Regions from separate parts of the Mus musculus genome. Here all the other regions are linked to region 5. A link is a loop called in an ENCODE intact Hi-C map of the cell type or tissue named here. Cell type or tissue: left cerebral cortex. All regions are shown on one strand. Region 1 holds the start of P4ha1 (procollagen-proline, 2-oxoglutarate 4-dioxygenase (proline 4-hydroxylase), alpha 1 polypeptide). Region 2 overlaps Mcu (mitochondrial calcium uniporter). Region 3 overlaps Mcu (mitochondrial calcium uniporter). Region 4 holds the start of Gm23803 (a small nucleolar RNA gene). Region 5 holds the start of Micu1 (mitochondrial calcium uptake 1).

Region 1 (5,000 bases), 380 kb before region 5:
ATCACAATTTTGAGGCTGGCTACATAGTAACTTCCCACTATCTTAGCCTATATACAGTGTGAGGCCCTGCTTCTAAAAACAAAACAAACAAAACAAAACCAACTAAACAGTCAGGCAGTGGAGTGGCACATGTGCTACCAAGCACTCGTCTATGTAGCTACACATTCCACATTGCATATTTATTTATTTATTTATTTATTTATTTATAGACTCTAGAATGAGCACACATTCACATAACTAAGAGGTTTGAGGTCTGCTCTTGCACCTTACTCTCATAATCTTGGGAGAGCCAACTCAATGGGTGGGAAGAGTATTCTTGGATGCTTGGGACAGCTGGCAACAACCTAACCACAGATAGAAGAGACTCTAGGCTACAAAAATAAATCTTACTAAATTCAAACCAAATGTAACCCCAGTTCAATTTTAGCAAAAGATTTTAAATGCCTGCCAGCGACTCCAACACCTTCAGTCAAGAGGAAGTACGGCAGAGGGAGAGTTCCGGGGGTGAACAAGAACTGCAACACTGTCTTACTTTTACAAAGTTCATAAGAGCATATGGTCATGTAGACATATTGCTAAGACCCCTCCAAGGATCTTAGAAGGGGGTGCTGGCAATTCTGATTCCTGACACTGAAGCTTCACTGACTTCAGGTCTGGAGACATCCTTTGGTCCGTGACTCATAAAACATATTAAGGATTAAAGGAGATTTTTATATGGGTCATATCTGGCAGGATTTACTGTAGTGAGAGGTTAAAAAAATATATAAAATAGCTTTATTTGTGCATTTTAAAACAACTATATTACAAGTTAGCAGAAAAACATTTTTAATAAAAACATCTTAAGAGTATTAGTGGGGTGGCTGTGTGGTTTTTTGCTTTTTTTGTTTTTCTTCTGTAAATTCTCTTACTAGTGGCCTGGTTGGGATATGCCTCACACTTAAACCATGACAAAGGAGCAGAAGTCTCTGGAAAATCCAACTGTGTTGTCATTATAGCAAAAGAATCGAAATCGTCCTACAAAAACATTTTTGGCTCTACTGCTCCTGACTAGACCCACAGAGCCACACTTTTAGAAACCATTGCTTTCAGACGCCTGAAGCTCTTTGTCTCTCTGTCCCAGATAAGTGCCAATCAGTTCCATACTTTAGCAAGCAAGGAAAACTTTACAGTTTTAAACGAGTAACAAATGTTAGAAAAGTCTTTCTTTCCCTGACAGGAAGTAAATTATCTCTGGCATTGTCCTTATTGCCAGTAACTAAGGTTCTCTTCTTTTAGATCAAGACTAAACTCAAACACAGTTCGTGCCTTATATAGTGTGCTCAGTAGTATTTTTTTAAAGATTTAATTTTATTCATTTTAACTATACGTATGTGTCTTGTGTGGTTAAATACCGGTGTTCTTGGAAGCCCAGAGTTGTTGATCTGCCCGACCTGGGGTTTCAGGATGTTGTGAGCCACCACCCAGCACGGTGCTGGGAACTGAAATCTTAGCTGTGTGTGCCACATCTCCAGACTTACTGTTGTTGATGCTTGTTTCTGTGCTGGTTTGTTTGAGGCTAGGTAATAAAGTCTAAGGCCTTTTTTTTCCATGTTAGGTAAATGCTCAAAACCCAACATCCTGGTACACCCCCTCCCCAGCCCCATTATATGTTTCCATGCTCTTCCTGAATCCTAGGCATGTGCTAAGTAAGTGCTTTTTCATTCATTGTCTCATTGTTTCTCACAGCAAGCCTAGGGCCTAGGGAACAGATAATATTGTATTCCTTCTTTGCAGATGTAGCACCCAAGATACAGGGAAGTTAAAATCTAACTTTATACAGAGTGGGTTAGGATTTAACCTCAGATGACACTCAATTGTCATCTATTATTCACCCATAAAGTATGCGGGTGGGAGATTAAGCGAAATCCTCGTGTTCAAAAGTGTAAAAAAGACGCTTATTAAAGCAAAAACCCCTGTGGGCCAAGCCAGCCCCGACAGTCACCCCGGATACACCGTCTTGTTTCCCACTCCACACCTCCACTTTATTTCCTAAATTCTTATAAACTTCTCCTAATTTTGCACAACTGTCCTTCCTGATGGCTTCGATGGCTCTGAGACCCGCCGCTGACCCTGAAATGAAGGCGCTAAATCCTACAGGAACCCGGGCGGGGGTGGTGGTGGAAGCCCCATGGTAACCACGGGAACGGTGGCGTGGCAGGAGCTCTGCGCAGGCGCACTGCGTCCTCGCGTGGGCCAGCCTAGGCTTGGAACACCCCGGGCCTGGGCGACTCCCGGGTGGGTGGGAGGCTCGCCGCAAGCGCCTGCGCAGTGGCGCGGGAGCTGGTGTGACAGAGCGCACGTAGCGAGGGCTGCGGCCGCCCCCTCTCCGGCGCGCCGGCGCGGCAGGGGAATATAAAAGGGACGCCTGGCTCCCTCTACTGCCCAGTCGCACTGCCAGCAGGCTGAGGGCGGCAGGGAGCTAGCTAGCGGGGACTGCAGGCGACAGGACTGACCCGAGCCGAGCTGTCGCCTTCCTCCCGGCCCGCTATCCAGGTGAGGCGCTCCTCCGATCTTGGAGACGGATGCGGGGTCCCCGCGGGCAGCCGGGGTCCCTTCGCTCTGGAGTGGGGCTCAGCCCTTCTCACAGCCGCCCCCGGGTCTCCCCGAGAGGACCCGGCCCCGCACCCCCGAAGTCAGGCCGCCCCGGCGCTCTCCCAGCTTCCCTCGCCGTCCCCCCACCCCCGTCCTGCCTCTGGCCGGAGCGGCAGCAGCGGCTTGCGCCCCGCCCCAGCACTAGGACCTTCTTGAATGTTCCATCCCGGGCAGCCAGCCTCCCTGATGACTTGTGCAGCGGTACCTCGTCCGCCCCACTAAGCCGGGGGAAGGCGAGGGCGGACGGGCGGGGGTCTGGGCCGCCCGAGCCGCAGATGGTTAGCATGTGGCAGTGGAGAAAGCAGGCAGCGCTTGCAGCCGGGGGCTGAGTCTCTCCGTTTCGATCGCTCTTCTTCTCTTTTTCCTTTTCACTTTTGGAAAGTAAAGCTGGGAAGTGGGACCTACTCAGAAGTTAGGACTGAACTTGTCTGTTGCGCTTCTCGGCGTTGTCTCAGCAAGTAGACATAGCCCGGGGCGCCGAGTTTAGCTGAGAAGTTGCTGTCATTCACAGTTGGGGAAGCTGGCTTCTTCCTTCCTCTTCATCCCAGTGAATCACTTAAGGACACACGCGTCTGTCTCTGTATTTCTCTCTCCCTCTGCTCCTTCTTTCCTCCTGGTTTCCAATCTTGCCCACCTCCTCTGGTTCAGCTCACCCTGATGATCCCCTTTCCCTTTTCGTCTTTCACGCTCCCCTCCTCTTGCAGGGTCAACAAGTCAGTCCATTTTGGCCAAACCTTCTATGGTTGTGTGAGACTTTTAAACTGAATTTTGTGATTGACCCCAGATGGATGTTCAGTGTGGGGAAGGATGGTACGGTTAAATACGAGGTTGTTTCTCCTAGAGAGTGGGAATTTGGTACAAAGGCAGGCTTTCGGACTTAACATCTTCAGCTGACCATCCAAAATGAGGACTCTTGGGGTATTGCACCGTGGTTTATAGGGAAGAGCCTCCACAGAAAGGGATAGACAAGCTCCTGGGTTCTCTTTTAGGAAATGATTTTTTTTTTTTTTTTAATTAAAAGGAACCTGCCAGGTTCGACTTAACTCGAGAGCCATGGCTCTTGGACTTTTTCCTTGGAATGCACTCTGGAGGGATGGAATAGCCACTACGTGAGTGGGGGAGGGGGGAGACGTGGCAACGCTGTTCTTTCATCAACTTTTTTTTTTTTAAGGTTGAGGGGGAAAAAAAAAACCTCGTTTCCCTTCTCAGGTTTAGATGAAGCTTATGAATGGAACTTAGTCTTTTCCTAAAATAATCGCATAAAAAAATTACTCCTGCGTAGCAGGAACATTGGAAATTAAACTTTAAAAAGACACAAAAGGGTTATTTTGATTATTTCTAGGGAGAAAAGAGATTTTTAAGCAGGAAGTAGAAGCTGAAAGTGAACACGCTCTGAATATTTTTATCTTGATTTGAAATAGGAATAGTCGTGATTTCTTTCTTTTTTTTCTTCAGCCACTGATTTTCTTTAACTTTAGACCGTCAGTGTCATTTCAGAACCTTAAATATGAATTAGAAGCTTTATCTTTTCCTTTTGTAGGAAGCATAGATTTTTGTTCCTTACTTTAAAAGGTCATGACAGTTTGATTTTGCAATATTGTGTCTAATTTTTTCCTGAGGGCAGATGCTTTTTGGATTTACAGACTAAGAAAAGGTCTACTGTTTCTCTTTTAGGTGGATGAAGCTATTTCCATTGTTATACTGAATTTTTTTTACTTTGAAATTAAGCTGAGACTTTGATAAAAGGCTTGGGCATTTTGTCACTTTGTAACTCAGCTAGTAAAATAGGTGAAAACCAGATACAACTTGTAATTGTAAAGAATAAATATTGAAAAAAAAATTGAAAAACCTTTATAGCCAGTGGTGGTCATACATGTCTTTAATCCTGGGACTTGGGAGGCAAAGGCAATTGGATCTCTGTGAGTTCGAGGCCAGCCTGGTCTACAGAGTGAGTTCAGCATAGTCAGGGCTACATAGAGAACTCAATCTCAAAAAACCAAAAACAACAAAAACAAAATAAAAAACCAAGGAGGAGGTGGAAGAAGAGGAGGAAGAGGAGGAAGAAGATGAAGAGGAGGAGAAGAGAAGGGGGAGAGGAGGAGGAGGAAGAGGAAAGAAAGCAAAGCTTTAGTTCTCCTGTGTATCACCATTGTTGTAGGAGAGCTGTAGCTTTGGTGAGGAGACACTAATTTTCTGTTACTACAGAGTGAGTTATGGACTGACAAGCTGTGGTTTTCATGGAGCAGTTAATTTCAAGCATTTGCTTTGATGCTAGGGATATAGAGAGAATGGAGACAGCTATAAACCTTATGAGCCTTAATTTCTGTGGGAGGAATGCTTTGTTTTTAATAAATGACTAACCTGGGTAT
Region 2 (5,000 bases), 200 kb before region 5:
TCAGAACTACAGGAGACCCTTGCCTCAAACAAACAAAACAAAGGAGAGTTTTTGTTTGTGTTTTGAACAGTGATTCTAGGTTCTCTGTAGCAAAAGACGACCTTGAGTCTCTTCTCCTCCTGCCTTCAGCTCCCAAGCACTGGGGGTGTACATTTCCTCAGGGATCATTTGTGGTGCTGGATATTGAAGCCATGACTCTGAAAACGTCAGGCAAGCATGCTCACGAGCTAGGCCACACCCCCAAGCATGCTTACCAGCTAGGCCACACCCCCAGCCCTTGTATTACTTTTAAACACATTATGTCTTCAAGTTCATCGTCTTTACAACTTCCATACACTGTTCCTAGATTCAGTCCAAACCCTTTTATTCCACCATGCTGTGTTCTAATATCTGTTCTGATGACACACTCCCCTTTAGGGTTATGGTCAGCCAGAAGACTTCGTACATATTAATCTCCTTACATATTAGGACCTCTCAGTATGCCAGGAGGTAGTAGAAACTTCATAAAGACTTACTTCACAGAATTGTCGCGCCCCCCACCCCTTTTTCCCCTATTTCAGCTTCTTTGACAAGCTCTATGACAGCTTTGTACTCTACTCTTTCCCTTGGGGAATTATTGCTGATGTTTTATTTACTGCTGAGGGAGTCTGAGAAATTAGAAGAAATGACAACAGCTACAGGCATTTGGGGAGTAGTTAGAGTATTCCTTCACCTACATATTTAAGGTCTGTTTTATTTTTGGCTGCTGCGGGTGGATTTCATGTTACATTGAGTTGGTTAATAACTATACTGTTAACTATTTTTAGACGACAAAATACCCAACCACAAAAATTCTTAAGAATCCTTATCCACAAAAATCCTTATCGACACATAAACACTAGGATTTGTTCTTGATAACTCTTTATACTGTTCCAAAAGGAATGAAAGCAGAATGCCACTTGTTAGACTGACTAGACAGACATCATTTGGAAGACGCTCATATCGCGAGTGGAGAATGGAACATGATGTAGTGGTCTTCTTAACAGTGCTCTTTGGCAGAAGACTTGAATCTGTGGGTCCCTCTGTCTTACCATCTAAGTCTATGAAGTCTCCGGTCACTGCGGCAATGACCTTGGAAGTATTTCGTTTCGGGTTGGTGGTGGATAAACAGGTGTTGATTACATTAGTTTCTGGGTTTTATAAAGTGCAGTACTGTGTAATGTTTGAAAATACTCTTTCCTATTTGGGGGACTCCTGGGCTATGCGAACCTGGGCTGGTTCTGACAGCTGTCGCCTGCACCTGTGGCGTCTGCATCACCCAGGAGCTAGTCAGGAGTGAGGGGCAGACTCCCAGCTCCCACCTTAGCCCTCTGGCTTTGTAACAAGGTTACCAGAAAATTCTTATGCAAACAGAAGCTCGGAAAGCCTTGTGTAGCTCACCCAATCCAGATTTAAGCGCAGGCAGGAGCAAGGGAGGTGTGGTGGTCTCAGACCTCCACCTCCTCTCTTATCAAGACCCTGGCAGAAGCAACGGAGTTTCAGTGAGAATCCCTGTGGTAGAAAGAATGCTGCCTAGACAGCTTGAAAATGAGATTCTCCAGTCATACCTAGCTCCATGACCTTGAACCAGACTTTTCGCCTTTGAAATGAACAGGCCTTACAGCAGCCATTGTGAGTCTTTACAACTCGGAAAGCTATGAATTTGTGAAGACAAATAGCGATGTGTTCTTTCCTGACATGTGTCACGCACAATGAAGTAGTTGAGGGGGATGATTTAACGGTTTGTGCAGCTGGGAGAAACGGTGCAAGAGACAGCAGGAGTAAGGCTTTGGGATCCCGTCCCTTCGATACTTTGTATCTATTCAGCACGGAAGCTGAACTTCTCTGTGTTTCACACTTGGATTCTGAAAGATGCACAGTGGTGAATAACTTAGGCGGTGGGCGGCAGCTATTAATACTCCCTCCCGCTTCCTTTGTTCCTGAATACAGATAAAAACAGGTAACAAAAGGGTTCCAGAGATGAAAACAGCTCTTACATCGTGCACAAGAGCAAGAGAATGCTAGTGTTCTTACGAAATCAGGGTTAAAGTGTCTACAGGTAAAGGAACTGGGAAAAAAATAAAACCAACATGTATGTGAACATGTGAATGCACCTATGTAGAGAAGATGAAACTAATGTGCATCTGTACACGTGAATGCACATATTCAGGGAAAAATAAAAGTAACACACGTGTGGACATATGAACGTACATATGTGGAGACTATGAAACTAATGTGCATGTGTATGTACATGTAAATGCACATATGTTGGGAAAATAAAGCTATCATGTATGTGAACATGTGAATATGTATGTAGAGAAAATAAATCTAACACACATGTGTACATGTGAATGCACATATATAGAAGAAATAAAACCCGTTTTTTTCCATATGCATATACATAGGGAAAATAAAGCAAATGTAGTCACATATTAATAACATAAATCTAGATGGGGATAAGACTACATGCACATTGTATTCTTTCTATCATTTTCTTTAGATTTGAGAATATTCAAAATAAAAAAAAACTGAAGGAGTACAAACTAACATGAATATGCTTCTTGCTTTATTTATTTTTTTTAACAAGTAAAATGTATGAGATTTAAGTTTTTGGTAAAGTTTATAAAGCATCAGAGACTAGGATGGAGAAAGCAGTAAGTACGGTATTTTAATAACTCGTCTTCCTTCTTCCTGCGATGCTTCTTTAACGAAATAAACAATGTCCAACCACCGGGTGGGAGATGACCCAAGCAACAGGGCGTGGCAGGGAAGTGTGAGGTCAGATGCCTGGGACTCGTGCAAAGGGGTCATTCCTGCAAGCCAGGTGCTGGTGGAGGGGGGCAGGGACGGCATCCTGGGCACTCACTGGCCAGCCAGATTAATCAAACGGGAGTTCTAGGCTCAGTAGGAGATAATGAATAACCTGGAGAGGAAGCGAGGAAGGCACCTGAGGTCACCCTCAGGCCTACAAGTGCACCCATGTAAATAATGTGTGTATACCTACATGCGCGCGCGCGCGCGCGCACACACACACACACACACACACGAGGGGCAGTGCAGATAAATAGGTCTGAAGTGACTTTTATTTTTGCTCTGGCGTCAGCTAGTATTGGAAAAGAACGCAGCTTTCTTCCTTCCTTCCCCGTGAGGAGAGGGGTGCAGTAGCTGTCCTGAGCATCGCTCTCTGTCCTCCCACGCGCGCATGAGCGGAGTGGATTTCTACACTAGGAGAACGAGACAACAGGCGAGAGTTCCAGCACTGGAGTGGGTGTGTTTCAACACCCTTCCCATTTACTCTTTTTACCGACTTATGACCCAATCAATGCACGCTTGCCTTTCCGGGATAACCGCCCTGCTGAGTTAGCAGCTCCAGCTGTAGCTCTGGCAACAGGCAGGGACCAGGAGCAGCCAGTGCTCCTTCCGCACTGCCAGACGAAGTCCCATAGCAATGCCACCCAGAACAAACACACTTTAATTAATGAGAGATTTAAACACATTTGTTCTTAATACCCCGGGGCTTCATAAAAACACGTCAAATTCAATGACTTTTTTTTCCTTTTCTCTGATGTTAGTTAAGTGGATGGATTTATTTTAGTTTGCTGTTATGCTTCATATAGTTAACACATTACTTAAAATGATCACAAAGAGGCTGTTATTAAAACTCTTACAAATCAAATCATCACAGTGTAGTGTAAAGGGATGCAGACAAGGCAGCTAGGGTGATTTTCATACATAATTGAAAGCCCAACTCTTTGCTTATTCTGCCTGAAGCCAGCTCTTCGCTGGTCACGTGGGACCAAACACTCAGCCAACAGTTCTAGTCATGGCTTCACAGTCCGAGCTGACAGAGGCTCAATTACATATTAATAATGACTCTTCTTACAAATACCACTACCATCTTCATTTTGCAAGAATTATGAACAGCTAGGAATGATAATTCATGTTTGCATAGTACCCAAACTATCCATTGATTTAAACATGAATAAATTGCAAAAGCAATGTATAGTAAATGTGTAAGCTATAGAGTATGTAAGTTATAGTACTTGATGAATTAACATACAAATACATGCATTATTACTTTATCTTTAATGGGTATATAAATATATACATATTAATAACTATTGAATATGAGGAATATATACACATAACAACAACGAATATGTGAATGTGATTACTCTTAAGACTCATAGAGATGGTATATCATTTTTATACTACATAGCTCTGGAAAGAAAATTTTGGAAATTGGGGATGGAAACAGAGAGTTTTGACAATACTGCAATATGTATTTTCCATGATAGTATTAAATGCCAATTTAACAGAATGGAGAATCACCAGGAACTCAGGGGGAGATACGGACATTAAGGTCAGTCTCTGAGACTGTCTATGAAGTATTATCTTAATTATAATAATTAGTGTGGAAAGTCCCATCTTAACTGGGTAGGACCACTCCCCAGCCAAGGACTCTGGACTCTAAAAAGTGGAAAAAGCAAGCTGTGTACTGGCACACACGTATCCACGGCTCTCTGCTTCCTAAGTTCTTCTCATACAATATGGTTTGCTCATATTCTTTCCTTTACTCCAGCTCTCTCTAGATCTTCCCCACCTCCCTACCTACCCAGCTTCACGCTCTCTCATTTTTCAAAAACGAAACAAAAATAACCAATAAAACAGAAGATGACGGATGCAGAGTGACCAACTCCCACAAGCTCCTGCTGCTGACCCCTGCCCCACCGTGATGGACAGTACCCTGAACTGTGAACCCCAATAAATCTTCTCTTATGTTACTTTCCACAGAGCATTTTATCACAGCAAGAGGAAAAGAAACTAAGAAATTTTCCCAGTTTAAAAAAAAAGAAAAGATTTGACACGAGCTAGACCAAACGTGGATATTTAAGAGTGATAAGTATAGAAATGCATTATAGAATCCTTTGTAAATTGTAAAAGTATTTCTAAACTGTTTTTGTTTGTTTGTTTGAAAGCAC
Region 3 (5,000 bases), 210 kb before region 5:
AAAAGAGCCCTAGCAATCAAATCTTCTTTTTAATGCCCTGCTGATAACAGCAGGAGTTAATTACCAGAAGCCAGCGGCGTTTGGCCTTAGAATAGCAAAGACTTAAAGGAAGAAAAAAATTTACAATTAGTAAGCAACTTTTGCACCCATAATCACTGGCGCCACCATCGCCACCCATGGCTGTTGGCCTCAATTTACCTAGATGCTGGGCTGGTCCCAGCAAGGTTTCCTCCAAGGGCTGAAGAATCACCAAACATGAGTGCGTGTGTATGTGTTCAGATTACCCAACAGCTTCGGGGAAAGGATTCCTGTTACCCTGTAAACTTAAACTGACAGATATAGAGGATCTGGGGCTTGCATGATCCATTTTGGGCTTCTTCAGTTTTGTTGTTTCTGTGAATTTGCAAGATGTTCTTTTAATGCATGCCGTCTGTGAATTAATGCTTATAGAGTTGAATTTAGAACAAGATCAAACTGAAGTTTACACAAAATATGTTAACCCCTAGGCCAAGCTCTGTAAATTGAAAAATTATGGTAGAAATGGTAGTGAAAGTTAGAAGACATGACCTTAGGTGGGGGTGGGGTGGAGGTGGGGCATCTCCAGGATGAGACAGGACCTGGGACAAGGGAGGCATCTAAGAATCAATGGGGGTGACCTTAGCTCTGACTTACTGCATTGGAGATATGGAACCTGAAGAGGCCACCACCTATATCCATCCAGACAGGAACTCCAGTAAAGTGATAGAGACACCAGCCCACCCACAAAACTTTCAGCTCCAAATTTATCCTGTTTACAAGTAATATAGGCATGGGGGAATGAGCAGAGACTGAGGGAATGGCCAACCAATAACCAGCCCAACTTGAGACCCATCCCATGGGTAAACACCAATCCCTGACACTATTAATGATACTCTGTATGCTTGCAAACAGGAACAAGTTGCCAAGATGCTCCACCCAACAGCTGACTCAGACAGATGCAGATACCCACAGCCAAAGAGTCGATGGAGCTTGGGGACTCTTATGAAATAACAGGAGGAAGGATTGTGGGTCCTGAATGGGACAGGAACTCCACAGTAAGATCAACAGAGTCAACAAACCTGGACCCTTGGGGCTCTCAGAGTCTAAACCACTAACCAAAGAACATATGCTGAACCTAGGCCTTCCCATATATATGTATCAGCTATGCAGCTTGGTCATCATGTGGGTCCTGAACAACTGGAGTGAGGGCTATCCCAAAGGGTACATTGTTTGTCCGTAGGATATGTTCTTTTAGGCTTCAGGCCTTGTCTGGCCTCAGTGGGAGAAGAAGCACCTAGCCTTGCAGAGACTTGAAATGCCAGGGAAGGAGGGACACCCAGAGAAGGGGATGGGGTAAGGATTGTGGAAGGGAGTGCCCTCAGGAGGGGGGCAGTGAGCAGGATGTAAAGTTAATAAGTAAAAAAAATAAATTGATTAAAGAAAAAAATAAGCAAAGTTTCAATCGTCTTGACAGTCTGGGGCACTCTGAACATTTACAAAGTATCCGGCCTTTCCCCCAGGACCTCTCCCTATATAATCCAGGCATTTTGGTCTTCCTTCTCTTTCTTCTCCTCTCCTGTCTCTCTGCACGCACACTTTCTCGCTTTTTCTTCCCCGTCTCCTCTCTCTCCCTTCCCATGGTGACTTCCCTGGCCTCGGTCCTTGGGGCCAGCAAACTTATCCAAGAGCAGCTTCCCAATAAACCTGCATTTAATATAACCAAAACTGGCTTGAACTGGCTCATTTCACCGGCAGAGAAGTAACTCATCACCTGTTTCTAAACGTGAATGACCATTGAGGACCTATGAAGACTTGACGGACAACTAGTCTGTGTTAGTTAACTCTCTGAATTCACCCTCATCCCAGTTCCACATCCCTTTCTCTAACCGTCATCCCCTTTCCCTGACCTCCAAGAGACCCAGGAGTGGGAATACAGTCTGTAAATCAGCAAGTGGGCTGCAGAGGTGGCCGAGCAGGTACAGGTACTCACTGCCAAGCCAGACAACCTCAGTTCAGTCCTTGGAATTCACGTGGTGGGAGGAGAGAACTGACCCCCTCAAGTTGTCCTCTGACCTGCAAACACATGCCATGCCATGCATGCACCCCCAAATAAATAGATGTAATAAAATTATTAAAAATAAATGTTTAAGCCGGGCGTGGTGGCGCACGTCTTTAATCCCAGCACTGGGGAGGCAGAGGCAGGCGGATTTCTGAGTTCCAGGCCAGCCTGGTCTACAAAGTGAGTTCCAGGGACAGCCAGCAGAGCTATACAGAGAAACCCTGTCTCGAAAAACAAAAAACAAAACAACAACAACAAAAAATGTTTATATTGACTAAAAATGTCTGGAAACACTAAGGTAAGGAGGATAGGGAAAAAAAAAAAAGTAAGATGTAAAAATGGATTTTCTGAAACTCACCATCAGAGGGCACAACCGTACTGCAATATGCGGCTCCCACGCTCTGCCAGGAAGCCGGCCTCTGGTGTGCCTAAGAGACAAAAGCCAGGTAAACCATCAGGGCAAATTGATTCTAGGCACATGTGCTCCAAATAACGCTAGCATCTTCACCGGGAAGCAGAGAATGCAAATGAACCGAAACAATAAAAGGCATTCCCAGCAGCCTGTTAAACAACAGGGACACTATCAACTAACACATCTTCATACATAGAAGGGTGGTCTCATACTAAACAAAATGACAGTCACACCTGGGGGAAAATATATTACTGACTTTTAAAAGCAATCCTGGTTAAGCATTATCCGCTCTAACTTTCCCTGCCTCTCGCTGCCAGACCTTAGACTGGCATCTCTTTCATTAGTTATGAGAATGCGATGCACTGTGCAGCTTCAGTATTGGAGTGGGCTCTGGCTCTTGCTGTTTGCTTTTCTTATTAAAATCTTGGACAGGCAACCTCAGCGCCTGAGCCCAGAGCATTAGAACGAAGTCACGGTCACACACTTTTGCCGCATCTTCAAAGGGCAGTGCTGCGGCCAGGAGTCTAGACTGAAGTTCTCAGAAATGAGCTAGGTTTCAAGGAGAATACTGAACACATTTCTCACTAAGCCCTTTCTTTTTATCTTTCCCAGTCCCAAAAGTATGACAGAAGAAAGGCAGGAAGGCACTAAAGAAAACCCATGCCAAGACAATCGAGACCATTTAGGAATCCAGGACAATGCACAAGGAAACTCAGTTGTAACACAGGATGCAGGAATCTCATTACCTCCCACCTCCTTCCTCCTGAAGACATCTGGGAACGTAAGAAAGACTGACTGTGCTGTTTGGAATGGGAATGGTCTGACAGGCACTTACGTCTGTTTGAATATGTTGTCCCTAGTTGGTGGAACTGCTTGAGAAGGATTAGGAGGTGTGGCCTTGTTGGAGGAAGTGTGTCACTGGGGCTGGGCTTTGAGATTTCAAAAGCCCAAGCCAGGCCCAGTGTCTCTCGCTGTCTGCTGCTTCTGTATAAGATTAAAGCTCTAACTATTGCTCTGGCATCACGTTATGCCTGCCTGTGTGCCACCATGCTTCCTGCCATGATGATTCTGGACTGACCTTCTGAGTTCTGAAAGCAAGACCTATTTAAACACTTTCTTTTATAAGTTGCCTTGGTCACACAGTGTCTCTTCAGAGTGAGAGAAAAGTACCCAGGACACTAATATTTAGAACTAATATTTAGAATATTTTAATTGGTTTTTCTTTCGGGTTTAAAATTTTGATTCATTGGACTTAATTTCAGTCACATTTAAGAAAGACAAACAGCCAGTCTCTCTTCCACGGCAGCATGGCTGGCTTCATCTCACCTCAGACAGCATCCTCCTCCTTTTCCAAATACTTATATGAATTTCAGTCTGTTTCTGAACAAAGCTTTGCTCTATCCAGTGATCTGTCTGCTCGCAACCAGATAACCACGATGATGGTTCCACATTCTGGGTTTATGGTAAATTTTAGTATCTGGTTTGGTTAGTTGTCAGGAGAACTGAATTGGTAGTATATATACTGCACTTAGAACAGTGCCTGGTCTACAGTGAGTGTTCACCTGTAAGTGCCAAGCATTTTGTTTTGAGACCATGCTAATTCCATGGGTTGACATAGGGGAAACTACCATCTGTATTATGTCAAGCCTTTGCATCCAGGAGTCTTTGTGGTTTGAGACAGGGTCTCACTATGTAGCCCTGCCGACCTGGAACTCACTGTGTAGACCAGGCTATCTTCAAACTCACAGAGATCTACTTGCCTCTGGAAATCTAGGTGTATGCAACTATACCTGATGTAGCCTAGAATCCCATGTCTCTCCTTCCGAATCTTTATCTGTATCCTAGAGAAGCATTTTACAGAGTTCTCCTCACAGAGTTTGCATCTGTTCCCATGACTACTGTCTGCATTGTAGTGTAGTAACCAATGCTGAATGCATCACCCTGAGGTTTTTTCCTTGTGTGCATCCGCAATGTCTCTACTGGCCTGTTATTTACTATCATTTCTGAGGTGCTCTGCTTTCTCTGTGAACTAATCTGGGAATTGTTCATTAGGAAAGTCTAGTCTCCTTATATTTATTTATAGGAATATAAAACATATATTTAGTCTTTTCCAGTATGCAGTTTTAGAGTCTTGTGTTTGTTTTTCTTTTTTTTCTTTTTGTATGTACGGAAGATTAAACCCAGGGCCTTGACCATGATGGGCAAGCAGTATAGTCTGGAGTTTTATGGGTGTTTTGATCACTGCTTTCTTGTTAAATAGTTTCCTTGTGAACTAAAGCATGGCGATGCATGCTTGCAGTCCCAGCACCCTGGGAAGGGAGACAGGAGGATTGCAAGCTGAGTTTATAACATTGGTTTTCATGACTACTTGGTTCCCTCTCTCCCCTTAGCTCTTCAAATGTCATCCCTGCTGGGAAAGGTCTACTCTGGCCCCTCATGTTAAATACTGATCCAGCGTTAGCCTCTCCTGATTGACTTCAGGTATATACCCCTACCCAACATGCTTAGCTT
Region 4 (5,000 bases), 110 kb after region 5:
GTGGCACGCACATTCCTTGAATACCACCATTTCTCTGTCTCCTCAACTGATCTTGTTCGCGGCTTAGTTCTGTGAAATTGTCCCTGTAGAAAGCTTCCGCCCAGCGGTTTTCCGTAATGTCGCCACCTCCTGGGTACAGACAAGCAGCCTGACTTAGCTCCCTGAGGGGAGGTCCCACGCTCAATGCCTCTTTATCTGTCAGGAGCACAGAGACTTGTATCAGGTCACAGCCTCTGTTACCGCTTGGTAAATCTTTGCAATTTTTGTCGTGGCTGTAATCAAGCCAGTGATTTACATCCGTGTAAACTAATTTAGACCCGCCACCCACCCCCACCCCACCGCTGAACGTGTAAGCTGTGTCTCAGTAAGTGTGGAGGGCCTAGCTGTTCGCCTCTTCAGAGAGTACCATGAAGCACGAATGAGCGAGTAAATAGGGAGAATTTATCATCATTGCCCCGCAACCCATTAATTTGGGCCCCACTTGGAGTTAATGCAGGGCTTACAGTTTCCCCTTACAGCCCTAGTTTCCATACCAAAGCCTAGTTTTTAGAAAATGAGTTTCCGATTCAGCCTTTAATCCCAAGCATAGTTCATGCTGTCTCCTACGCGCAAGGACTCCCTGTGGGCGTGGGAAAGAGGTGATTGTTACTGTCCTTTCTCAATCAGCTTCTCTATGTCGCCTTTTCTAATTTACCCTTTGGTAATTTCATAGATGCATATAAGGTGTTTGCGTCATAGTCACCCCCACCTTCTTCATCCTCCATCCTCCCACTCACCCCGTCCCCCAGTCCCTCTGGACCGCTTCTTCCCAGCACACCCCTCTTATGGTCCTGCCTTTTATTTCTTTAGACTCACTGAGCTTCACCAGGGTAGCCCATGTGAACATGTGCATGGGTAATTTACTGAAGCACAGGCAACTTACCAGGGACCGCTGACAAAAAGTGACTCACCCTGCGCCAGCAGCTGGCCGGCATCAGCTGCCCGAAGCTCGTCAGCCAAGGGCTGGGCCGCATGAGTCCCTTCCCCATTATATGTTGTCTTCATAGAAGGTGATGTAGTTCTCTGTCATTGTAGCTGAAGGGAGGCTGGAGAGATGGCTCAGTGGTTTAAAACGCAGGCTGTTCTTCTAGAGGACCCATATCAGGTGGCCCACACCACCTGCAACTCTGGCTCCAGGGGACCAGGTGCCCTCTTCTGACCTCCATGGGCACATATATACTCACATACACATCATACGTTCACACAGATATACATAAGCAAAAATAAGGATAAGATCGTGTTTTTAAATGTATCTCAAGGTAACAGAAGCAAGTCTGATGGCAGACCTGTTGCTAATACTGGTGTGCATAGTTAATGTCCACTGAGCTCTTTGTGTGTGCCAGGCTGATTACTATCACACTTCAGCAAAATACAAAGCACAAACATTGGATGGATGCACCATCAACTTATCACAGAGAAAGAAAGAAAACGCTGTTGAGTTTGCCACAAGAGAAGTACTTTCACCATGTCCGTATCTTTCCCCATCAGTGAAGATCAAGCTTACAATACTCCTCTAGTCTTAGACTTCTGGTACGTGGAGTTCTTATGCAGACAAAAAGGGAAATGCAAGTAAATGAACTAATAAACTAGTCTGAACCGCCCCTCCTTGGAGAGCCAGCACCTCTGGCTGTTTCGTTCTGAATCGGCCTATCAGCCTCCCCACATCTGTTGTCCTTTGCACTGTCACAGCATTGGTGATACAGCAGTTTGAAAAGAAAATTCCACAGTTATCTGGAATTTTCTCCTAAACTATTGGCACCCATTCTGCAAACTCTGACTTGTTTCTGCAGGCAGAGACAGCAAGGGTACAGTTGCTCTCTAGTCAGTAACAATCTTAGGCAGTCTGCTGATTTCAGAGACACTAGACTGTGCAACTGGGCAATGGCCCCACAGTTAAGAAATAGCCTTATCTTTCCAGCTCCCAAGTCAGGCAGCCCACAACCACCAGGATCAGCTCTGAGGGATCTGACGCCCTCTGCTGGGCTGTGGAAGCACTCACATTACCAACATAGTTTGATGATGATGACAGTGGTGCTGAAGATGTGGCATGTCTGCCGCTGTAATTGGCAGCAAGAACCTGGGAGAATAGGGCCTAAAAATGAGGTGAACTAAGGACTCGTGCAAAAGCCAACTTTATTCAGAGCATCCGACAGTTTTTACTCTGAGTGTTAAGAATCATGTGGATGGGCGGGTGAGATGGCTCAGTGGGTAAGAGCACCCGACTGCTCTTCCGAATGTCCGAAGTTCAAATCCCAGCAACCACATGGTGGCTCACAACCACCCGTAATGAGATCTGATGCCCTCTTCTGGTGCGTCTGAAGACAGCTACAGTGTACTTACATATAATAAATAAATAAATAAATCTTTAAAAAAAAAAAAGAATCATGTGGATGAAGTGTACAGTCACAAGGACAAACCTCTTGTGTTTTTCCACAAAGGCGTAGAATAACTACACTTAGGAGAAGCATGAAACACATGCCAAAAACAGTTATGTGTTTCAAAGAAGCCAAGGTCACAAGACTCTTGTCTTCTTAGGGTTTTCTAAAAAGCACTCAGAATTCTCATTCAACTCCATCCTTGAACTGTATCCCAACAGTTAAATGTGTGTCCTGCAGAGCACCTGAGTTCAGGTCCCAGCACCCATATCAGGTGACTTACAACCTAACTCCAACTCCAGGGTATCAAGTGCCTTCTACTCCGCCTTCTACTACACGCTCGCTTGCGCGCACATGCGCGCGCGCGCGCACACACACACACACACACAAGCACAAATCTCAAAACAATAGTAATTCTTAAAATGTAAAAGATTATCTCAAGGGGGCTGTGGACCCAGCTCAGAGATACAATGCTTGTCTCATGAGCCATAAGGTCCTGAGTTCAGTTCCCAGCAATATATTTTAAAAAAAAAAAAAAAAGAAAGAAAGAAAAGAAAGGATTCACACCATCCTGGGCTACCTAGTGAGATCCAATCTCAAAAAGTTAATTAAGTAAATTAATTAAAAGTAAATTAAAATCTGAGAAAAGATCAATAGAGATAATTTTACATGTATTATCTAGCTTAACTTTGGCAGTAACCTCAAGAGAAAGATACTGTCATTTTACCCACATTATAAATAAAGTAACCAAGGCTTGAAAGGGTTAAACAGCTTGCCTGGAGGTACACATTTGGTATTTGTCCAAGGGAGGAAAAAAAAAACAGAGTCTCTCTGACTGCCAAGGCAATTTTCTTGCTGCCATGTTATATTGGATTCCCTTCTATAACACACCAGCAATACCTTTGAAGTGGATGCAAGGGATAGCCTGATCCTTCCATAGCCAGAAGAGACTATGGGGCTGCATAAAAGTGTTTTCCAGGGGCTGCCAGATTCAGAGACTGGATGCAAGGACCCCCAGGAGTCTGGACCCTGAGACTCAGATTTCTAACTTAGAGGACAGGGTCTTTCTGTGTTTTGATCCAGCTATTCTCACTTCCCTATGGGGCACAGTGCTATGCTAACGCTTTACTTAGCATCTCTCCTTGCGTGGATTCTATAAAACTTGATGACATGGTAGCTTTCTAATAGCAAGTGGCAGAAGGCACAGAACTTTGCTGATGAGTTCTTTTGGTTCTCACTTTAATGAATAAGTGTACCTGCCAGTCTTGCCTAATTTATCACTCCAGCCTGCTTCCAGATCTCAGTACAAATTGTTTTGGCTTGCATGGAACTGCCATCCCGCCCACGAGCTCCTGGGAGCTTGTCGCTGTACTTGGCTGTGTGTATTGTTTCTTCCGGGCTTGTTGTATGTGAAGTGACCCTGCAAAAGCAAGCTGTCCTTCCTAGCCAGCAGAGCCCATACCTAGGCATCTCCTCAAAGCTTTAGGGGATACTTCAAGATCCACCCCCCCGACCCTGAGGAATGAATACCAATTCTAAAGAAGCTGTGCCATCTCCCCCTTAGGCCTACTGCATTCTCTACTGCAGAGTGTGTCTTAGTTGCCCATTTGGTAATAAATTGGTACGTAAATTGTGTAAATGAGCCAGAGACACATTCAACCAAAATTATTTAATAAGCACATGCTATGTGACCCTGCACTTGTGTAACCGACCAAATAATATAAACCACAGACTTTTACTTCAAGAAGTACATGATAGTGGGCTGGGAGATAGCTTAGTAGGTAAACTGCTTGCTATGAAAGCACATGGACCAGCACTCAGGTCGTTGGAGCCCACATACAGCCAACCATAGCATGCTGATACAACCCCAGCTCTCCTAAAGCAGGGTGGATGGTGAGTCTAGGTGGTGAGTCAATCGAATCACCAGGAGCCCTGGGGCCAGCTAGCCTGGCATATACAGCAGAGAACAAGAGACCCTGTGGAAAACAAGATAGGACCACCACCCAAGGCTGTCCTCTGACCCCGGTATGCTCATGCATGCACACACACACACACACACACACACACACACACACACACACACAAAAGAATTTTTAAAGCAGTACATAATGAGAGATTCAGGCACCAAGAACAAATTAATCTTATCACAGTGCAAAATATACTCTTCTGTTATATCAGACAGGATATCCAACATCTCGACATTGACACAACATTATTTTGGTTTTTTTTCCCTGGGAGTGTTAGGCTGCCTATCATTCAGATGTATGCGGGTCAGAACACTGAGTGTAAACATAGCCTTTCTCTTCTCTGCCACCTACTGACACACATGTGACATAGCAGCCACACCTGCAACACCTCTAGGTGCAGTTGTGACACAACATTATTATCTACAAAATTTAGGCCCAGGAACCACACAAACAGGTTACAGAAAAAAAAAAAAAAAAAAAAAAAAACAAAGATACCTCCTGCTCTCAGTAAGCTGACAGTTTTGTGTTGGTTGCATTCCTAGCTGTCCCAGGTTGCTGGTTGCCTGGAGGCTACAGTTTGGACATGCCCAGTAGGCCTTACCTGCTGTAAGAGCTCAGA
Region 5 (5,000 bases):
CCTGGGTACAGCCAGACTTTCTAACACAAGATGTTCCAGATCCTCTTGGACCTTTCTGCCCTCGCCCTGAATTCAACCATTTCTCCATGAACGCCGGCTTCCTTTTATAAAAGTGGAAAAAAATGGATTTAGGACTCAAAATAGGAGAAGCGATTCTTTGATTTTGTAGTTACCTTCAACTACAATGAAAAAGAATAGATTTAAAATTTTTATGTATCGTTGATTCAGCTGGTCTTCCTTGCTTCATTTGTGATAGATAAAAAGAAAGGAATATTTAAGGTTTAAAAAATTTTTTTTCTTACTTATTTGAATATAATTATTTCTGGCCATAATTATCAGGAAAGAACATACACACTACAATAGCAACTAAGAACTTAACTTCTAAATGATACTGGACTATACTAGTTCCTCAACAAGAATCTGTGGGGTGGCAAACAGCTCAATTCTAGAGGGCTTCCTAGACTGTACAAAGTTCGGTGTTCAGTCTCCAGCACTACAGAAGAGAGAGGAAAGCTTTGGAAATCTGCATAGGTTTTTAAAGACTATAATTTATAAAACTCTGAAGATAGATATAATGAAGGATGGGGAGTCTATTTTGAATTCATTTGAAAGAATTGAATGGAAGGCTTATGAAATGACACTCCAGTCACTCAGATGCCTGTCTCAGGAGAGATTCACTTTTCACTGTGGTGTAATAAGTTGAGCCTGCTGTGGTCACACCTGGAATTGCTACTTTTATGTATGTGATAAAAATAGGTAACTAGGAAATGCTTGAAAGCATGTCAATTAATATGTTGGCCCAACTGAAAGAGAAAAAAAACTTCTCTCTCTCTCTCTCTCTCTCTCTCTCTCTCACACACACACACACACACACACACACACACACACACACACACACACACAAAATAGCGCAGGATTTCTAGTATAATGTACTTTTGCTATACTGAAGACAAAATAGAGATATTTTATTCTGTGGCATGGAGGGGAAAAAAAGACCCAAATCCATTTCTTTTCCCATTCAACACCTACATGGAAATCACATGGGACTATGAAGATCCAGATTTCTGAGCACCGTTCTAGTCCAGTGAGTGTATCTTAGGATCCAGGAATCTGTGTTATTTTACCCTGAGCCAGGCATAGTAGTGCATGCCCACAACCCCTGCACTTTGGAGGCCAAGGCAGGAGGATTACCATGAGTTTGAGAACAGCATGGGTACCCTAGCCTATATAAAAAGAACTGTCTCAAATAAAAACCTAAACCAAAAATCTCTCCAGTTAAGTGTGAGGCATTTGATTATCAACATGGCATGGGAACTACTGGTGTGGGGCAGGGGAGGGATACCTGGATATTTCTTCTTATATTTATTTACATATTATTATGTGTGTGAGTATGTGTGTGGGGTGACACATTTGCTATGGTACATGGATGGAGGTAAGGGAAAAATTTGCTATTTATGTAGCTGAGGACAACCTAAAGACAATTCCTGATCCTCCTGCCTCCGTCTCTACAGGGGTTATAGTCATATACCAACATGCCCAACTTAATCATTGTCTTCCTTGATCTTGATGGATTTTTATGTTTGGCTTGGTTTTTCAGACAGGATCTTATAGAGCCCACACTAGCCTCAAACTCACTATGTAACTAAGTATGGCTTTGAACTCCTGATCCTACTGCCTCTATCTCTCAGATTCTGGGATTACAGTTCTATGCCACCACATCTGGCTGAAAATTTTATTCAACAATTTATATATTGATGATTTTTTTTCTCTTTTCCTTATTCAAATAAAGAGTTAATTTATCCCGTGAGCCTCCAAAGTGTTCTATGGTATTTACGATGCAATGTGAAATTTACAAGTTTCAGAGATAACAAGATGTGTGTCCCAAGAGAAGACTTTTATTCGCTCTTTTCTCCTTCCCTTTTTTCATGTATGTATGTATGTATGTATGTATGTATGTATGTATGCATGCAGGTATGTGTGTTCCGCAGCATGGTTCTGAAGGTTAGGAGACAACTTGCATCAGTCAGTTCTCTCCTTCCACCATAAGTGTCCTGGGACTCAAATACGGGTTATCTGGTTTGGTAGTAAGAGCCCTTACCTGCTGAGCTCCTCTGTTTCATAATTTGACACAGGTCTAAGTAAACCACACTAGCCTCTAAGTTCCAAGTGTTGGGAGACTAGCGGGGACTTCCTGGAAGGAGTGAACGTGGAGAACTGGAGGTGGATAAGATTAAGATACATTATATCTTACGAAACTGTCAAAGAATAAATAAAAGATGTTCCTAAAATAAAACCAGTGTGAGCCTCTAGACTGGTGGGAAGAACCTCGTTATCAATTTCCCACTTACGGAAGAGCAGGGTTTAACTAGAAAGAGGCACAGGAGAGGTGGACTTTGACAGCAGAGAAACAAAATCAGCAATGGAATGCAGGAGGGATTTTGCAAATCTGCCGGCATTCCCGCCTAAACAGCGAGGGCGTGGCACCGACGTGTGGGCGGGGCTGAGGACAGGGCGGGCCCCCAGGCGAGGGCGGAGTCTTGACTCGGGGCGGGATCCGAAGTGTGGGCGGGCCCCAGAGAAGGGCGGGGTTGCCTCTCCGCCCCGCCCCATTTTCCCCAACTCGGTTCCTCCCTGCTACGTTTCATCAAGATCCCGGCAGGCCCAGCGGCTAAGGGAGTCACGTGAGAGTGGGCGGAGGACGCAGAGCGGGGCTCCCCGGCATTTGCGTCTCTATGGTTGTCAGAGGTGGGCGGCATTCTCCGAGTTGCTGCTAAAGCTGGAGCGCGGACGGGTGAGTGTGAGGAATCTGATCGCCTGGAGGCGAGTTTAGGGGAGGGGAAGTCGGCGCATTTTGGGGACGAGCCTTTCGTGTGGCTCTGAGATCCGGCCACTTTTCAGGTCCGCCAGGGACTGCTGCTGTCTTGGTGATGCTGTTGGTGATATGCTGAGGGGACTCTCGGTCCTCCGCTCCCTTCACCCTATCACCCCTTATCCCTGTCAGGGAGAACTTGTAGTGCCCGGCTTCTAGCCTCAGAGTGCATCCTCTCCACCTGCGGCCAGGACACACTAGTTCTCCCGGAATTCGTGGATGTGGTCAGAAGTAGATGGAGGAGTTTAGAGCTGTGACAGAAAGATAGATAAATACATGTATTGGGGATAGAGAAGATGGGGCGGGGGGATCATTGGCCTTTTAGAAAAGCAAAACAAACTGCAGACTTCTCGGACTGTTCCGTTTTTTATCCTCACCAGCAACTTCGCGTTCTCATTCTCCCTTTCTCTGTCTGTGCCCAGTCCCAGTCGGGGCTACCCACACGATGTTTCGAGAATGAGCCAGGTATTACTGATTATGTGGGATGCTAGAAGAAGAGTTTAAGGCGGACTGTGTTTTATAATAAGTTGTCACCTTTATAAATCCGAGGTTTTGTCTACAGTCCCTTTCAGGTGCTTGAAGTGCAAATATTTGTGCATGTAAATAAATAATTAAGATTAAATAATTTTCTTCCTGAGACATTTTGGAAAGACCTATTTTTTTCCCGCTTGTTTATAAATACATGTTTTGATCCACTTCTGGGATGACTCCCTTAATAAACCTCTGTTTACTTTAAAGCAGTCAGTAGGGTCAGACAGGGAGGTGATTTAACAGCATTAGAAAGGAGTGTGTGCTGGAGATGAAACACATCTGTTGGGGAGTTTAGGTTTCACTGATTGTCAGCCTTTGAGACATAACAAACAGTTGGCGGACTCGACCATCCTGAATGTTTGCCGGTGTGGACAATGTGATGCTTGTTTAGAATCTTATCCTAAAGAGTTTAGAATGCCACTTATCCGGGAAGATGTTCTGGCCACCAGTTACTTTGTTTTGTTTGAATTCTTTTTTGTTCTGTTTTTTTTTTTTGAGGTAGGTTCCCCACCCCCATCACTAGGTTTGGCCTTAAAGTCTGAATCTTTCTGTCTCTGCCAACTGAATGGTGGGTGGGATTACAGGCCTGCCCAGACCTTACAGACTTCAATGGGTTCGGTCCCCACTTCTCATCAATCTTTGATTCTGTTTTGCTTAAAGACATCACCCTGGCTACCTACTGATGCCAAGAAAGAGTCATCAACACCTAAGTATCCGCACAGGGGTCATAACATTCAAAATAATATTAGCAGAAAGTGAAGATTCTGGAATGGCTGGTGTGCCTGGAGAGAATGATAGGAGCCAATGATAAAGCCAATTCTGGTAAAAGCAAGAGCATCACTGCCTTTATTATAGTTTCATGGAGTGGTTACTGTATTCAGTAAATCCATCCATCCATCTGTCCGTCTGTCTGTCCATCCACCCATCTATTGATACAGTGTTTCACTGTGTTGCCCAAGCTGGCCTTGAACTCCTAGGTATAAACACCCTGCCTCAGGCTCTGTAACTTGCTTTCTTATGCTTAGAGGAAAAAAAAACTAATAATACATAATTCCTCATGTAATTGAATATCACATGAAATAATTATAACCGTTATATTTAACTGAACAACTACTTTAGACCTTTGTAGTCATTTTAAAGACTCAAGTAATTAATGATGCTCTCCCCGCCAACCCCCACAGTTGGCTGAATATTTAATGGCAGTCTTCTGCCTCAGGCTCCTGAGTGCTGGGATTATAGGCATGTGCCACCAGGCTGGCAGTAAAGCCATATATATGTATGTATATTATATGTATGTATATACACACACACATATATATACACACATACATATACACACACATACACACAACATATATACATACAACATATATATGTATATATATGTTTACTTTTAAACTGCAAAGTTAGTTTTAGCTCTTGAACAGTTTCAACAGTATTGAAAGCACAAGCTAAATACTCTCCATTTTCCCCCAAAGAGTTATCTGGTATACTTCCTTTTATATAAAAGTACTTTTTAAAAAAAAGGTTTACCACAATATCCCCCCAACTTCTAATAGAAAGAGCTTCCTTTGATGCCAAAAAAGGGAGTGGATTCCTT

The links. Hi-C counts contacts between places; a loop is a spot of excess contacts. Peaks named below come from ENCODE experiments on the same cell type or tissue, not always from the same donor. Only the 100,000 strongest peaks of a DNase experiment are listed, where the experiment ranks them.
Region 1: it touches region 5 in a loop (3-fold over the local background); 2 of 42 quality-filtered maps call a loop at or near these places.
Region 2: a loop joins it to region 5, with 2.7 times the contacts of the local background. A loop is called at or near these places in 7 of 42 quality-filtered maps.
Region 3: a loop joins it to region 5, with 2.7 times the contacts of the local background. A loop is called at or near these places in 7 of 42 quality-filtered maps.
Region 4: it touches region 5 in a loop (2.4-fold over the local background); 7 of 42 quality-filtered maps call a loop at or near these places.

Annotation. Positions count from the first base shown.
Region 1 is chr10:59,320,945-59,325,944 of GRCm38, forward strand. It overlaps P4ha1 (procollagen-proline, 2-oxoglutarate 4-dioxygenase (proline 4-hydroxylase), alpha 1 polypeptide), which reads left to right and starts at 2,352. Exons shown (of 15, transcript NM_001316371.1): 1 at 2,352-2,532. In left cerebral cortex, a CTCF peak has its summit at 2,428 (motif pointing left); DNase peaks (open chromatin) are centred at 408, 2,264, 2,867, 3,051 and 2 more places; H3K4me3 peaks cover 3,192 bases; H3K27ac peaks cover 2,499 bases.
Region 2 is chr10:59,500,705-59,505,704 of GRCm38, forward strand. All of the region lies in intron 1 of Mcu (mitochondrial calcium uniporter), which reads right to left. Among named protein-coding and RNA genes, the nearest start is that of Oit3, 61 kb to the left of the region's middle. In left cerebral cortex, no CTCF peak of the experiment used is centred here; DNase peaks (open chromatin) are centred at 1,918 and 3,259; H3K4me3 peaks cover 645 bases; H3K27ac peaks cover 174 bases.
Region 3 is chr10:59,488,652-59,493,651 of GRCm38, forward strand. Mcu (mitochondrial calcium uniporter) reads right to left here. Exons shown (of 8, transcript NM_001033259.4): 2 at 2,436-2,505. Among named protein-coding and RNA genes, the nearest start is that of Oit3, 49 kb to the left of the region's middle. In left cerebral cortex, a CTCF peak has its summit at 2,447 (motif pointing right); DNase peaks (open chromatin) are centred at 2,497, 2,899 and 3,144.
Region 4 is chr10:59,813,016-59,818,015 of GRCm38, forward strand. All of the region lies in intron 8 of Micu1 (mitochondrial calcium uptake 1), which reads left to right. Gm23803 (a small nucleolar RNA gene) reads right to left here and starts at 4,782; the gene lies at 4,651-4,782. In left cerebral cortex, CTCF peaks have their summits at 126 (motif pointing left), 2,015 (motif pointing left) and 4,741 (motif pointing left); DNase peaks (open chromatin) are centred at 1,977, 3,742 and 4,690.
Region 5 is chr10:59,699,897-59,704,896 of GRCm38, forward strand. Micu1 (mitochondrial calcium uptake 1) reads left to right here and starts at 2,667. Exons shown (of 12, transcript NM_144822.3): 1 at 2,667-2,791. In left cerebral cortex, a CTCF peak has its summit at 2,772; a DNase peak (open chromatin) is centred at 2,663; H3K4me3 peaks cover 2,084 bases; H3K27ac peaks cover 784 bases.